2 separate regions of the Homo sapiens genome follow, and region 2 is linked to region 1. Evidence: chromatin loops called from intact Hi-C (ENCODE). Cell type or tissue: tibial artery. All regions are shown on one strand. Region 1 overlaps MRPS6 (mitochondrial ribosomal protein S6). Region 2 holds the start of LINC00310 (long intergenic non-protein coding RNA 310).

Region 1 (8,000 bases):
ATGCCAACAACCAACTCAACTGCCCACTAATCAATTCTCATCCAGCCCTCCTGAAAGTGTTCTCCATATACTCAGCACTCACTCAATAATCCTAAGAAATACACCCAAAGCTTTTGGATTCTATGATGTGATAAGGGTAAAAAGAATACCCAAGGATGGAAACAGGAAGCCAGATATATCAGAAACCTCATATTTCTGAACTTAAAAAAGAAGTGTCTTTCATAAGACTCTAATTTTCAAAGTACTTTCACAGCTTTCAGACAACTTTTGAGGAAGAGGATGAAAGAGAAGTGGCAGCTCCACTCCGTGTGGCAATTGAGGAAAGGGAAGAAGAGAAAGTGGTGCCGAGTGTTGGTTGGGGTCCAGCAGCCCTCTCCCCAGCAACAATACTCCTCTAGGAGTCTTCAAAGTGGTTTCCTACACGTTGCCTCCTTTGAGTCGTACAATTTAATGTAGTTAAGAAGAGAGACTCAAAAAGGTTAAGTCATTAGCCCAAGGTCACTCAGCTATGAAGTGGTCACTGCCAGGATTCAAACAGAGCAGGTCTTTTGACTCCAGGACACAAGAAACCACAGATAGCTTTGGGACCAAATGGGTTACAGAATCATAGACTGGAAGTGCTGGAAAGGACCATAAAGACAACGCAGCCTAAACCTTTCACATGAGCAAACTGAAGCCCAGAGGGGAACTGATAGGCCCCAGGTCACAAAGTGAGAGTCAAGCTCCGGACTCCAGACCCCACAGCTCCCCACTCTGTATACTGTATCTCTTGCTACCTAGTACCCACATGTTGGAGGATTCTCAAGGATAAAGAGAAAACCTAGTTAAAGACCTGGAAATCCTAACACTGGGCTTTCCTAGCTTCGGGAGGCTCCCTGTTGCTACCAAAACCCCTCTCTTGCCTTCACCCTCCTAACTGCTCTGACTTCCTGCCACCAGGCATGACAACGCTCCTTCAGCAACCAACTAAACGAGCACAAGCCGGCATGCACAGCTGGTGACTGGCATCTCATGCTTGTCGTCCTGCTGCTATGCGCCCGGGGCTGATGTGGGCAAAGACTGCTTCCACTCCCATGGCTCCCTATTACACCGTGGAAGTTTCCACAGAAAGAAAACGCTACCAAAACAGCGAAGGTGAGAAGTGACTCCGAGACAGGCAGACCTTACTGTATTCGCCACTCTCCGAAGTTGAACCTCTTACCAACCCCCTCCCGACCTCTTCTCCCAGGGAACCAAGATGTCTCTCCCAGGCCACAAGAGAACTGACCAGAAGTCCAGGATAAAGTCAATCTCTGCCTGCTTCAGTGACCCAAGTACACAGATAAATGGTCCATTATGGTTTTCCCACACAGGAATGACCTTCACCAATTCCTGGTTGCTTCCAGTACATATCCTTTTCTTCTTACCTATTCATCTGGGCAAACTTAACTTGTTAATGAGCATCTACTACAGACAAACCTCAGGAGGTTAAATGGATGAGGCACACATGGTCTCATCCTCCTGGAATATGCAGCCCAGCTGGGCAGAGAGGCTGTACGAGCTGCTGCATGAGCAGAAACCCAGGCTTCCACCGCAGTCCTGTGGGAGACTGTCCATGACAGGCAAGGACCCCTGACTCACTGCTGGGCTTTGCTAACTACAGATGACCTAAGGACTGAGAATGAGACTTTTTACAGCTATGACAACACCAAGTACAGTCCCGCATTTCTATTTTTACACATGAAGAAAGTCAGGCCTAGAAACAACCTGTGTGGGGTGGTGGGGCTGGGTGGCTTTTGATGCCTGCGAGGATCCCTTTCTCATGACAGCACAGGTCCACAAGAGACCTACAAAAATGGGAGTTAGGCTGAAAAAATGGCCTTGGAACTAACTCCCTTGATGCCCGCTCCCTGCATCCTCATGAAGGTTGCCATGGAGAAACCATTCTAACAATCAGAGGAGCTGCTGTTCAAGGGAAGGTGACCAGAAAAGGGGCTCAGTGTCTCCAGGGGAGTTAGAGCCCTCTGCCCCAACTTCCTCCTGACCCTGGGAAAAGAGAGAATCAAGAGGACTCCACAACCACAATGAGCTATCAGTGTCTGCTTCTTCCCCAGCCAAACTAGGCAGAATCAAAACACAAGACCAGAAGTCCTAACGCACGTGGACTCACGATCAACTCCTCACTCAAGGCACAAACGTCTGGATTTGACTACATTGCAACTGACTAGACATGCCCCAAAGCTGACATTCTTACTTAACAAAAGCTCTCCAAATAGCTAGTTTTCCATTTTCCACTTCTACTCTTGGTGATTGAATCAATAAGTACACAGCTCATTTTGGGAAAACAGTCTAAAATCTAATTACGTTACACATTCCCAGCACCTTCGACCATGTGCTACATGGCACAAGTGACATGGTTCCGCCTACCAGGTAGCCAGGGTCCATGCAAGCACCAACATTGCCTTGAACACAAAGCCGAGCAGTGTTTACATTTTAAAGGTTTGTTTTTACATGTGTGGTGCTAATTATAGAATCACCACTTCTATGAAGTTGCTATCAGCTTCACAAAAGCATCTCTCTTTTCTATAGAAAAGCACGTAACTTTGACCCACACTAACTCTGCAGAAGTGGAAGTGAGGAGATGACTGATGCCAGGCAAGAAGTAACCAAGAAAGGTTCAGGACACTAATGCATTTCTCACTGCAGATAACAGTGTTTGAAAGCTGGAGCAATAGTGAACTTCTTCCTAGGTAGAACTTGCCCACGTGATCTTCCAGGTGATAATGTGCCCTCCTTTATATTTCTTAAGACACTCACATGCTACAAAACTCTCTACTACATGGCCCAAACCCTCTAGAGATCTGAAAACACTCAGAGAAATGGCTTCCCCAAGACAGACTGTGCCCCAATACTGGAAAACAATGCCACCAAAAACACTCCATTCACAGCAGCATGGTTGTAAGAGAGCCAGCAGCTCTCATGTCCCTTCTGCCCCTCCCCTGGAGAGGCCTAGCCCCTCCACCATTCAGTCACCATGCAGACTGCCCGGTGCTGCCAGCCCTTCCCCGACTCCCCTAGTTGTCCAGGGGGAAAACTGTATTTTCTGACAGTGCCCTTAAATGTAAAGGTTGTATTTTCTTTATTCACTTTTGTCTTAACCCTGTATTTACAAGTTTTCCATAAAAAGAGCTTGCTTGAATTTGAGTTACATTCTTTGTCTCTCTCTCACCCTCCCCTTCTCCCTAGCAGACAAGTGGAAATTTCCACTGAAGCACTCAGTGGCTCACAGTGGGTGGGGGGATGGGGGAGGGGGATGGGAGGGCTTTGCAGCCCTGAAGCATCCTTGAGCCTTTTTGAAGATAGGAAACAGATCTGTCTAAATGCCAGTTCCTAGACCGTCTCAGTTAAACCTTGTTGCATTCAGGCTTCACCGAGGCAGTGAATTATTCACCTTCAAACTGAGGTACCCTCTGCATGGAAAAGCCCCATTTCTTTTTATATCTGTTGGGTCTCATACATTTTCAAAACCACTAACACTAAACCTGCTGCAGAATCCTTACAAATCTTGGGGCACTGCCACTAAAAAGAAACCTCCAAGGCCACAGCAGCCCTGTCTGAAAACCTGGTGTGGAGTACCTACACACGAGAACGGGGTCAGAACACTGGCAGAAAGGCACGAGAACATGGAAATGTTAGCTAACGGGAAAACTACAGAGGAGAATCAATCTCCTCTAGAGAGGGTGCCAGTGCTCATGGAGTAAGCTGCAGACACATTTGGGAAGCGAGTCAGTAAAATTCCACTGATTCACCATGGAGCTGGTTATTTTTATCATTCTGCTTACCCGTAAATAGAAGGGCATCTTATATGTAGGCCAGCAGATCTCTGCTATAAGCACCTATCCAAATTTTAAAGCAGATGAGAACAGGCAAAGAACGGGCAAAACAGGCAAGAAAAACACCTTCTACTTAAGAGTTCTTATACACAGGCATTTGGAAGCCAGCCCAATCTCACTGCCATAAAATCAGACCCGGTAGAAACAGAGCAGAGGCATCCTTTTACAAAGCAGCACAAGCCCAACGCTGAAATACGACCGCACTTTTTGTATAGTTTCCTCTCAGTCTCAGCTCAGCCCCATCTAGTGGAAAGAGAACCGAGAACCATAAGCTCCGTGCAGCCCTGGAGTGAGTGACGTGGTTCTGGCAAAGGGTGACTGTTACTATCATTCAGTAAGATGCCTGCCCCTTTATAGCACGGGTCTAAATGAGCCTCTCCTGTCATTGCTCCCTCTAACATAAATGACATCTTCCCCTTCCAAACGCCCAGGAATACAGTAAGAATTTTCCACACCAACACCTTGTCTGTCCCGCAGAGCAGATGAGGGTGTCAGGGTGAGCACGTGCAGACACAAAGGGGAGGTAATCTCGGGGACCTGAAAGAGACCCCAGCAAATCCAGAGCTGGGAGTGACTCCCAGGCCTCTGAGCCACCCAGCTCCAGGTCATGCACCAATGATTTATTTAGTGTTAACAAGTTAGAGGGCTGAGATATTGTCCCAATCCCTGATAAGGGTGGCCCAATCCAGGCCCCATTCTGCTGCCAAGGGGAACACTGAATTGCATTTTCAAAAACAGGTTTAAAATGGTCCTCAGCTGAACACGCATGACTCCCCCAGTTCTACTGACCTTCAGAGATTATGAATTAAGAAAATCTCTGTGGACTAGTCTGGGAACTTAACCATCAAGTTGTTCCACTGGGAAAATAAGTTCTCAGTTATAAACAACAGACTTACAGGCAAATTTCTGGAACACAACCTGTTTCTAAAGTGGAGTCTGACCAAACTAATATTTGAAATATAATGACTATATTTTTATTTTTGGCATAAACTGGAAACAGTCTTGATATAATAATAAACATCAGGTATCATTTCCAAAGTATACTCTCCTCCTCCTCTGGGCAGATTTCCCAGATAACCCTAAAGCAACAGGCTCTCCCTTACCTACTCTTTTCTTCCAGCCTACTGGGCATGTACGTGATAAGGCGGTTGATTTGGGGGGCGGAGGGGGCTGGGCATGGGAGAACAGTAGAGGCAATTGCCCAATACACAGTGAAGTCATTGGAACAGAGATACCTACCCGTCAGCCCCAGGCTTAGCTTTACTCCTGCTGTGCTGGGCACTTTCACACACACTCCCTCAGCCGGTGCCTAGGTTAGCATTATGCAGCCAACTCTCTGATTAGACTGAAAACTCCTTGAGACCAGGAACCACGACAATTGTGAGAATCAACCTGAGACCTGTGGACACCACTAGGACATACCATTTCTCCCCACAAAACGTAAAAGCAACAAACACACGATACCAACAGTACCATGATAGAATGTGGACTCTCAGAAACATCTAGGCTCACTCCATTAGCCAGCCAAAAGCTGGCTCTCGCACACCACTGTCAGGTTTCAAATCAGCGCCTTGCCGTAATTTCGGATACGTGTCATAGCCTCTAGGGCTGTTCAAAAAGAGCCAAAACTTTGAATGCTAAACGTGTAACCAATAAAACCACTGTTTCTTCTCAACCACTTCAGAAAAGCAAGTCTCCCAGTACATAATCCACTTATTACATGTTTCTAACACTTTCTGTGGCTATGGATTAATGCACATAAAGAATTTGCCAAATGAACAAAATACCTGGTACTGCCATGGTTAGGGTTAGTGATTATGGGGCCACTGCCTGAAGCCAAGAGAATATCAGACTAACCTTAAGCTCCACACTGCAGACACATAAACGTTATCGCCCAATTCCAAATCTTTATTCGGGTAACTTCAAACTACACTTGCCTCTCACATCCTCATTTCCCAAAAGTCACTGTGGAGAATGTTCACGAGTATTATAGAAATAAAATGTAGCATAATCAAATACAGTGAATTAATGAACGGATCTTACTGAAGGGCTTCTCATCATTTATGTGCCAATGTGCACTGTGAACCTCTAGAAGGAATTCGATCATGTAAGGCTTCCCACATCTAATTGATCACACACACCCTACTTCTCCTTTTTTGATGGAGCATCTCTACGGAATTAGCGTTTCAGAGACCACACTTTAAAAAACATTACCTTTAACAAATAAATACCAGACACTGATTTATCCCAGAAAATAGGCTTAAAGCATGAACCTCCCCCACTGCAGCTGGGCACTACCTTTCTGTGTCTATATATAATACACATATGTAATACAGAACACTGCTTCTGTTTGTTGAGGAGTCTGAAAGTAAAAGAACCAGCAATAAAATCTTTAAAAGTCAATGAACTAAGTGACTGCAACATATTCCTCAGCGAGGCACATGCACCTTTGCCAGGGGGGAACCCAGAAGTAGGGCTAGTGTTCTCAGCAGTTCTGGCTTGGTCCCAGTGGGCTCCTCCAGGACCTGAATTTATTCCACCCATAAAGAGAAACGGCTACCCACCCCCAACCCCCACCACTGCACACAGAGGTCTGAAAATGAACTGAGTGAACACAGCAGTTCTTGAGCCTGGTCCTCAGACAAGTGACGTCAGCATTACTCAGGCTACGTGTTAGTGCAGATCCTAGGATGCTGGTCATGCCAACTCTCAACAAAGTCAAATCCTCTACTTGAAAAAAGGGCAGAAACCCCTGGAAGTACTACATGAGTGGAGAAACTGACTTCTTCACTGCCTTCCATCCAAGAACTGCGCTAATGACTCTCGGACAGTTTTTATATGCTCCTCTTTCAACAAAAAAGGCAAAAGGATCCATAACTGCGCTGTTAAAACCACACCCATTTGTGATTAAGTTTAAAAGAAACAGACAGACAGACACACATGCTCTCCATCCCTCATTGTTATTATGACTGTGGAAGAAGCCTAGCCACTGTGCATTTCCTGTTGCCTAGCAACGCCTCAGGCATTCTCTTCAGAGGTGTTCTCAAGAAGCTGAACACTAGCACAAAACAAGGTGAAGCAATCAAAAGATGAAATTTGCAGCACGGCAGAAGGTTTAAATGCAGTAAGAAAGCCTCGATGTGAGACGCGACTCCACTCAGGCCCTATCACACGTACTGTACCTGCACAAGACAGCTCGACTCACATAACTACAAGCAGCATTCTCGTCGCAGAGCACATCTGCAGAGACTGTCTTGCTGGGTCCTTGTGGCAATGCAGATGGGAGACCCATAACCTGAGTTCTGTGCCCAAAGAAGCCAGAAACAGAAGGGGAGGCCACAGAGTTGCTGAGTGCCAGAGAGAGCTGACTCTTCTACTCTTGGACTTTTCCTACCGCGCTAAAACCTGATTCCCATCTTCTCTAACACCCACTCCTAGGAAATCCTACAACATGAGAAGATTCAAATCTATTCTACAAATTGTTCTCCAAGAACTTCTACAAAGATAGTTATTACTACAGAATCAAATCTGTGACATGTATTTGAGGAAGCTGCTGTACACAGTAGGAGACAAAATTCCAAACTGTGATCATTACTTGGAGTAGGTATTACCATTTTTCTTTTGTTGATTAGGCTTAGGTTACATACATCAGTCAAAAGCAGCATGTTCTGTTATTTGCAACGCATATGTTTAAAACTGATACACTATGTTTGTGGACAGCACTGTTCACTAAGGTATTTTAAAGGCAAAAGTTAAAGAAATGTCAGGGAAAACAGTGCTAAGGTTGACAGGAAAAGGTTCCACAAGCTAGACTTGGTAAGCCCTTTGCTCCTAGGATGGCCTAGTTTTGAACTCAGATCATAGTCCACGAAGGGCCAGCATATCACATCCCATCTGCAACACAAGACTGCCAGAGTGTGTACCCAAAGGACACCTAGGCGCAACAGGGGTCTCAATGTGAAATTTTAAGAACTTCTAATAGTAATTGAACAGTACTCTTTACTGAGCCTATCAAAAACGTCTTTCAAGACTTCATGAAGAAACTTACCCGCCTCTGTTGTGCTGCTGACTGTGGGCAGAGATCCTATAAGGAAGCGCTCGTTCACCCAGGTTTTCCAAGTCCCTCAC
Region 2 (8,000 bases), 55 kb before region 1:
TGCTGCAGCACGTGGGCGGTGTTAGCATCCCTCTGGCAGCTGAAATGGACCCAGAGAAGGGAATCATGGTTAGAGGAGACCTAGACGGTACAGCAAGAAATGCAGAGGCTGGGCTGGCCAGACGAGACTGCTGGGGGCCAGCGTAGAGCTCTCACAGAGTGTGAGATATTTGGGGTTTGGCAAACCCGAAGAAGCAGGTTGCCAAGTCCCACAGCTCCCTCTCCCCCTGGTGTATTTCAAAGGAAATTAAATCCACATGTTTCTGATTTGCTGACACTTCAGGCTCATCCAAAGGTGGTTTTGCAAGAGTGGCTTGGACATGAGGAGCCCAGAGAAACCCTAATTATTATTGTTATTTTTCATTTTGAAATGCAGACCTGTACACTTACATAATCCATGCCATGCCTACCAAATCAGACCCCAGTTTTGCCTTCCCAAAACTTTTTGTCCCGGGCCCACCGGCAACAGGTCATTGAAGTCAACTGGAGAAGAGAAACGATGACTTTAACATCCAACCTAGAAATCCGCCTTGAAAATAGCACCCAAGAAACGCCAACGCTGGCATTCAAAAGCAAAAGCACTGTATGGATTGGGTCTATGGATCTCATAATTTCCTTAGACTCTGGGCCAAGGGGCAAAAACTTAAATTCAAGATGGTAGGTCCTGGATGTGGGGTCTGAGGTGGAAGGATATGGAGCTCAGAACCTCAAGAGGAAGGAACCATCACAAAAGTGTTCTCTAGAATGTTCTCAATTGACCAGCCATATCTATGAATGAAACTCTGACAAGCTGCAACCAAAATTCGGCTTCAGGGACAGAGAATCTCATTATACACTTAGAAATAATTTAGCACTTTTGGATGTGACCTATGACCTCTCCACGCCTAGCCACATGCAAACAATTGACCAGAGAGGTCAGGGACCAAAGAGCTCCTGTCTTCTGACCCAGGAGTGAACATTGTCCATTCCTCCTATCCCTCTCCCATTTAAGGCTTTTCCATTCACTTCAAGGGGCCTCCTCTCCTGCCGTGAGTGAGTTCTCCCAACAGAAGCGGTGGCTTTGTCCTGGTGCATGGCAGTGTGCTCTACACGCTCGATAAACGAGCAATGAAGGCTGAGAAAACGAATTGGAAAACAACCTTCTCCAGTCTCTCCGCTCCCGGGTTGGAATTTTCAAGCTCCAGCCCTCCTGGTCCTCAGAACTTCACATTTGTTCTCCGTTTCTCCTGCCTTTTTAAAATCCAGGTAGCAGCCCAGCGTTGTGCCTTGCACCTATAATCTCAGCACTTTTGGGAGGCTGAGGTGGGTGGATCCCTTGAGCCCAGGAGTTTGAGACCAGCCTGGGCAACATGGCGAAACCCCGTCTCTACAAAAAATACAAAAATTAGCTGGGCACAGTGGTGTGTGCCTGTGGTTCCAGCTACCTGGGAGGCTGAGACAGGAGGATCGCTTGAGCCTACGGAGGTCAAGGCTACAGTGAGTCGTGACTGCATCATTGTACTCTAGCCTCTGGGCAACAGAATGAGATCCTGTCTCAAAAATAAGAAAACAAAATAAAATAAAATCCAGGTAGCCCTTTCTTCTCAGGTCTCAGCTGAGATGTCCCATCCTGGGAAGGCTGATGCTTTTCAGCCCAGCTTGGGAGGCCTGCCCCCCACCTATATTGAGCTTCCCTCCCTTCCAGGTGTGTGTACATAGATACATACTCGTGTTTAGCTAATGAAGTACAAGGTCACCTGCACAGGCTGCCTGCCCACCGGACTGCTGGCCCCTTGAGGCCAGGAACCAGGGCCATCTCTGTCACCCTCTTCCCAGAGCTTGGCACCGAGGAGGTGGGAAATTGGTACTGGTCCTCTAATCAGCTCTGCTCCCTAACCCTGCGACCAGCCTTCGCCATCAAGACGGCTCAGTTCTGTGAACCGTACAAACCATGAGTCATTAGAGCCTTATCAGATGCTTCGAGACTAGTGCCCACGTGAGTTAGTCTGCTGGGGCCGCCGTGACAAAGTGCCAAAGGCAGGGTGGCTTAAACAACAGACGTTTATTGCTGAACAGTTCTGGAGGCCAGAAGTCTGAGATCAAGGTGTTGGCAGGGTTTGTTCTGAGGGCTCTGGGGGAGAATCTGTTCCAGGCCCCTCCCTTAACTTCTGGGGGTCACTGGCAATCCTCAGGTTCCTTGGCTTATAGAAACATTGCCGCAGACTCTGCCTTCACCTTCATATGGTGCCCTCCCTGTGACTGTGTCCAAAATTCCCCCCTTTTAAAAGCCACCAGTCATCCTGGATGAGGGCTCACCCTTAATGGCCTCACCTTAACTGGATCATCTGCAAAGACCCCAATTCCAAATAAGGTCACGTTCACAGATACTGGGGGTCAGGACTTCAACATCTTTGTTGAGGGGGACAAAATTCAACCGGTAACTCCTCAACCTATAATACCACTCCTCCGGTAAAGAAAAAAATATTTTAAACCAACTTAAAATTCTCATTGAAATAAAGTAACCATTTAATTTATTGCCCAAACTGGAACATTTTTTGAGAATAAAAGAGAGTGCTATTGGTAATTTTGTAGGGAAAATGAGCCGCCCAGTCTGGGCCACATGGCCACCCTCTGTGGCTAAGCTCGTTTCTCAGCCCTTCCCATGCAAGGATGCGGTTTTACCTTCACTGCAAATCCCTCTTTGTTTGTGTTCCCCAGCAGGTCCAGTGTGTTTTATACACAGTCGCAGCGAAACCAAGGGATTAGCTGTATTCCGGCTGTAGTTAATTCACTGTTTCCAGCTAAATGCAAGCCCAATCTCAGCAATTAATGTGGCCAGATCAAATCAGGTTCTCTTTACACCTGTTCCCCTGCTTAATTAGGTTCTCATTTCCCAGGGGGACTCAAAGGCACTGAGAACCATTAGCTCAACCCTGGATTAGGAAGGCAGCATCAGGCCCACAGACATCACCGTCATGCACAGGCGATGTCCCCGAGACAGCTCCAGCCCTTACGTCTAGAAATGTGTCTTGACAACTGTGATGCCCCCAGCGTGGCCAAGGGAACGATCCCCTTTTTTGTTAGAGACTTCCTTTCATGTCGTCCCAAGGGAAGGACGTGTTCCCAGTGGTGCTCCTTTCTGAGGTAATTGTTGGACAGGAGTCAGCCAGTTAAGCCTGCCCACCTAATTAACGGGAGTCTGTTATGATTTATCAAAATAATGAGATAGGGAACAAAGACATTGCTTCACCCCCCACCCACCCGCCTGATATTTTGGCCTCTTTTCTTCCTTTTGGAAGATGACCCAATATTAATGAGAAATGAGTCACTTATTATTGGGGTGCAAATAGAGAGATAAATGACATCAGTAATTAAGTCTCAAGCCCTCTTTGGTATAATGGAGCCATTTGTCAGGCAATATTATTCAATTAATTAATTCCATTAGGGCTACCACACTTCTCCCAACCCAGCCATTCAACTGTCAGCTCTGATCATTTGTATGATACAAAAATAGAATGGTTAATAAATGCATCATGAAACCAAAAAGAAAGTATTTTCGCCATCACAAGAAAGCCAACTAGAAGTGCGTGATTTGTGAATGTGTGAAGTGCTCACAGCCAGCCGCAAACCTCTTCCCATCACGGACTGAAATGTATCTGGTTGTTTCTTAGTTCAAATCTCTAGGAAGAAAAAGGGAGTTGGTCCAGCTCATCTTCTTTTGCCCTATCAGTAACCAGGGAAAGGAAAGAAGTCGGGTGACATGAAATGGAACTGTGTAAGGGACAAGGGCAGGCAAATACAGTGGGAGGGAAGGTTTCCAGAACAGCAGCTCCCAGCTCACGTGCTCCACATAGGTCTGCTGTCTTTCCTGTCTTGCCAAGTACAGAGGAGAATCCTGACCTCGGTCTATGCCCATCCACCTCTCATTGCTCACAACTCATGTTAGTTTTGTCTCCGTTGAGGCTCGTATTAATTAATAAATACACCTGCATTCTCTCTGATTCCATTACTCTTTCTGTTCTCCTTTTCAACCCATGCCAGTTGGTCTCAGAATTCTTTACCTCCCTCCTAGTGGGACATTTGCCTTCAGAAAAAAGAAAGGTAACAATCCAGAACCACAGTTAAGGAAAGTCTGCCTAAATGAATGAGTATCATCATATTCTAGAGAAAGGCCAGAAACTCCTTATGAATCTTGACATATCCCAATTTACCTCTTAATTCGTCTCCAAATCAACCTTTTTCTTTGATCAGCAATATTAACATACATAAAATACCATCTCCGTGTTTCATTTCTTGTTCTGTTCTGCTTTGATTAGGTACTAATACTCCAGGAGCACTGGGATCTGCTCATTTTCATTGTGACGCAGCAGTATTTCAGCCAAGTTTGGAATTAAATATGCCTTTATGTGCTGGCATAAAAAGCTATCTACCATTCCTAGGAAAACAGCTTCTATTCCAAACAGCTGACTTCCAAAGTCCAGAACATAATCTATTTGTAAGCTGCGTGGCTGCCTACACAGTTCCAGCCCCTTTTCTCTCACCTCCCAGCTAATCAAGTAATCTTTTGTTTCCTGAGCCCATTCTGTGGAGAGGAGTGTAAATCAATCAACAGCGAAGGCCTCCAAAGCCTGCAAGCCAGGATGAGCAGGAACAGGCCAAGGGCAATGGTTCTCAAACTTCAGCCAGCATCAGAGTCGCCTGGAAGATCTATCGCAACAGACTGCCAAAGATCTGGGGTGCAACTCAAGAACTGGCATTTCTAACCTTCCTCCTAGTGGAAAATTTGCCTTCAGAAAAAGATGGCCCAATCCAGGGAAGAGCCACTGGCCTAGAGTATATGGGACAGAGGTACAGGGAGGTAACTAGATGTTCAGAATCCTCAGCAGCCAGCCACATAACCTAACTGGTCCAAAACCCACCCTCCCCTGGGATGGATCATGAAGGAGTAAACAGCCCTCCTTGGTCTCTTCTGCCTTAATCTGCAGGCAGAGATTACACCCTACCATGAGATGAACAATTGCCTTGGAATAGGTCAGCATCATGTGCCATTTTATAATTATATCTACAAATGATACGACAACTCACAAGATTTAGGGATTTCTGAATGTTTGTGAAAATATTTTGTTTTGTCTGCTGCTTCTTGTTGATGTCACACATACCCAAAGACATTCCACGGGTTTAACAAGTCTTGGGCATCTTGTGGAAGACTCAGATTCTCATCCATCTCAGAGATGGATGGGGAACTTGACGGTTTTAATTCTGTGCACCATGATTGCAAGGGTCATCTGGTCCAGCATTTCCCAAACTTCTCTTGAGTCCCATTCACAGAGATATGCAATCCAACCAATCCCTTTGCAATTGTGTTCATGTCTTCATGTTGGTGTGTCATTTTAGTGTCTTGGCCTGGGTTCCCCTCAGAAAGCATAGCCTGCAACAAGGGCTTTGTAAGGGAAGATTGGTTTGGAGAGTGATCTCAGCAGACAAGAGTCGGGGCCTGAGGGTGTGAAGCAGGGAAGAAGGTGGTGACCTGCTCCATCTTATCTTCTGGGAGGATCCTCTGAATTTGCAGCCTAGGGGAAGAAAAAAGGGAGTACTAATTTATAGACTCCCACCCCCTTTTGGCCAAGAATTTCCTCATAGAATGTTGACTCCCTTACACTTCCAGGTTGCACAAGCCTCAATACCAGGACACTGTGTCAGAGAGGCCCAGGGCAGAAATGGAGAGACGCAGTGCAGCTGAAACAAGGCACCTTCTGGTTACACCTGCGCAAAGCTGGCTGCTCCAGCAATGGCTGGTGTGGAAGATGGGTCAGAAGGTGAGAGATACACACAGAAGATATCTACTATAGTGTGTATGCAAAAGTAGAAACTGATAGTCAAAATATTTTCTATTTCGTCAACATAAATTTCATGTTAGCTACAATCTTTAATATCAATATATTTAAAATTTTAATCAAATGTGAAGATTAACACCAAGTTTCAAGAGTGTGTGGCTAAAACCCATAAACCTTACAATGTACCTACATGCCTCATTTCTAGAAACTTCTACCATTTCTGTGTCCACAAGAGCTAGGAAACAGTGACTACACAATAAATTTTATGATAACCATTTCAGGGCCACCAGATACAAGGAGGAAGTCAATAAAAGAGTTATTTTGTGTCAGCTGTTGGGTGCTCAGATTAAAATAAAAATTGAAATTAACCAGGAATTGGGGCATCAAAAATTGCTTTCATGACCTCATGTCTGAAATTCTTATATTTTGTGCTTAAAATATCAGCTAGCTGCTATTTGTAATCACTTCTTTACAACCATTTGTTCTCTATAAATGAAAACCAAAATTAGACATAACTGTCCCTGTCTTTTCTTTCTGTAACACTGGGTTTCTGAGGTCCAGGGGCAGACTTTGACGAGACAAAGGCCATCTTCAGATAAAGTGAAGATTATCATGAGGCAATTTACTGAATTATTAACATGAATTTCAACATCTGTGTTGCTAATGTTTCTAGCCTTTAACAAATGATCCATTTAGGATATGGGCCAAAGAACATATGGCTAAGAATAAAGGCCATTTGAAACCGCACAGGGGTTAGCATCGTTGGGGGCTCAGCACACAGTGAAATTGACTGAGGCCAAATCACGAGCATGCTCAGTTGAGCAGCCCCTACTGCCACGCATGCGTACATGGGACCCACTCAGGGGCTCTGGAATCGTTCTGAGATGAAGCAGGGAGGTATTTAAATATTTCGTAAAAAATGTTTTATCATTTGAAATTTTCAAAAATGTGCAAAAGTACAGAAACTAGTATAATGAGCCCTCAAATATCTCACCCAGCTCAAACAAGTATCATGGCTAATCTTCAATAATTTTTTAAAAAATTTAAACAGGCATCCGTTTTGCTCCCAAAGGCAGGAAACCAGGGAACATTTTCATGACCCTCTGAGGGTTTGTGACCTGCTGTCTCTGGTTCACTGACCTTATTCAATCCTCTCTTTATACAAGGGAATGCTATGCTTCTCCCATTCTCTGGCTATTTCTCATGCTCGCACCAAATTAAGTGGACTCTGTCTATGATTTCAGCAACGGTGACATATAATCCCAGTGTTAAAGGACGGAATTTTCCAATGCAGAAGCAGCAGAAAGTGAACAGAGGAAACATTGCCATGAGCAAAGGCTCCTCAACACAGTATCTCCGACTGTGCTACAAAGCCACCCAGCGTGTGGATGAAAAGTGAAAAAAAAAAATCTGACAATTGAGTGATTGTTCTCTCTCTACAAGCAATCCTACTATTTCTAACCCCTCCATGGGCTGCACAGGCAGCATGCAGACATTGCCTAGGTCTTCCTACAGGGGCCGGCGAGCCCGTTGTTTTCCAACAGACCAAGATCCGACACCAGGATTGCAGTCATCAGAACCTTTCCCTCCCCACCCCCACCCCCGCCCCACACCAAAACGAAGAGGGAGTTGAGCAGGGCAGCTACTCACCTTGTCTCATTTGTTCACAAAGAATCCAAAGCCAGCAACATCGATCAGCTTCTTGCTTTTTGTCCAACTACTTGCCTACAACTCTAGAAAAACAACAGAGGTCTGCCAAGAATCTGCAGTCCCTTCAATCTCAAAATAATGACTAGCCTATCCAGTGTTTCCATCCAAGGAATTGTTGGTTGCTACACAAGAAAACCCTTTGGGTGGTAAGAGTCAGGAGTCCAAGAAAGGCATGTGGTTATTTTTGCCCCTTTCTGGACCCCGTCTGCACTTTGGAAAGAAAGGGAAATCTATTTTTGACATTGGCTATTCAGCTTTCAAATAACATTAGCCGTTAAAGCATATCTAATTTAAATGCTGATTCAAAGTTTTGCTTAACATTAAGACGACTTTTTGGTCTCCTGCTTCCTACTGCCTCAAGCAGAAACACGGCTTCCCATTCGCATTCTGTTTTCTTGGCAAATATGAGCTAAAGTTTTGGAATAGGTTAAGGAATTAATGCCTCCATTTTCATATGACAACTTGCATCTTTTTAAAA

What was found. Peaks named below come from ENCODE experiments on the same cell type or tissue, not always from the same donor. Only the 100,000 strongest peaks of a DNase experiment are listed, where the experiment ranks them.
Region 2: it touches region 1 in a loop (1.8-fold over the local background); 16 of 110 quality-filtered maps call a loop at or near these places.

Annotation. Positions count from the first base shown.
Region 1 is chr21:34,125,401-34,133,400 of GRCh38, reverse strand. It overlaps MRPS6 (mitochondrial ribosomal protein S6), which reads right to left. Exons shown (of 3, transcript NM_032476.4): 2 at 7,921-8,000. Among named protein-coding and RNA genes, the nearest start is that of LINC00310, 51 kb to the left of the region's middle. RefSeq lists an enhancer at 3,211-3,755. In tibial artery, a CTCF peak has its summit at 4,119 (motif pointing left); DNase peaks (open chromatin) are centred at 1,011, 4,155 and 5,075; H3K4me3 peaks cover 1,484 bases; H3K27ac peaks cover 8,000 bases.
Region 2 is chr21:34,180,256-34,188,255 of GRCh38, reverse strand. LINC00310 (long intergenic non-protein coding RNA 310) reads right to left here and starts at 7,579. Exons shown (of 2, transcript NR_027266.1): 1 at 7,463-7,579. In tibial artery, no CTCF peak of the experiment used is centred here; no DNase peak of the experiment used is centred here; H3K4me3 peaks cover 1,510 bases; H3K27ac peaks cover 7,760 bases.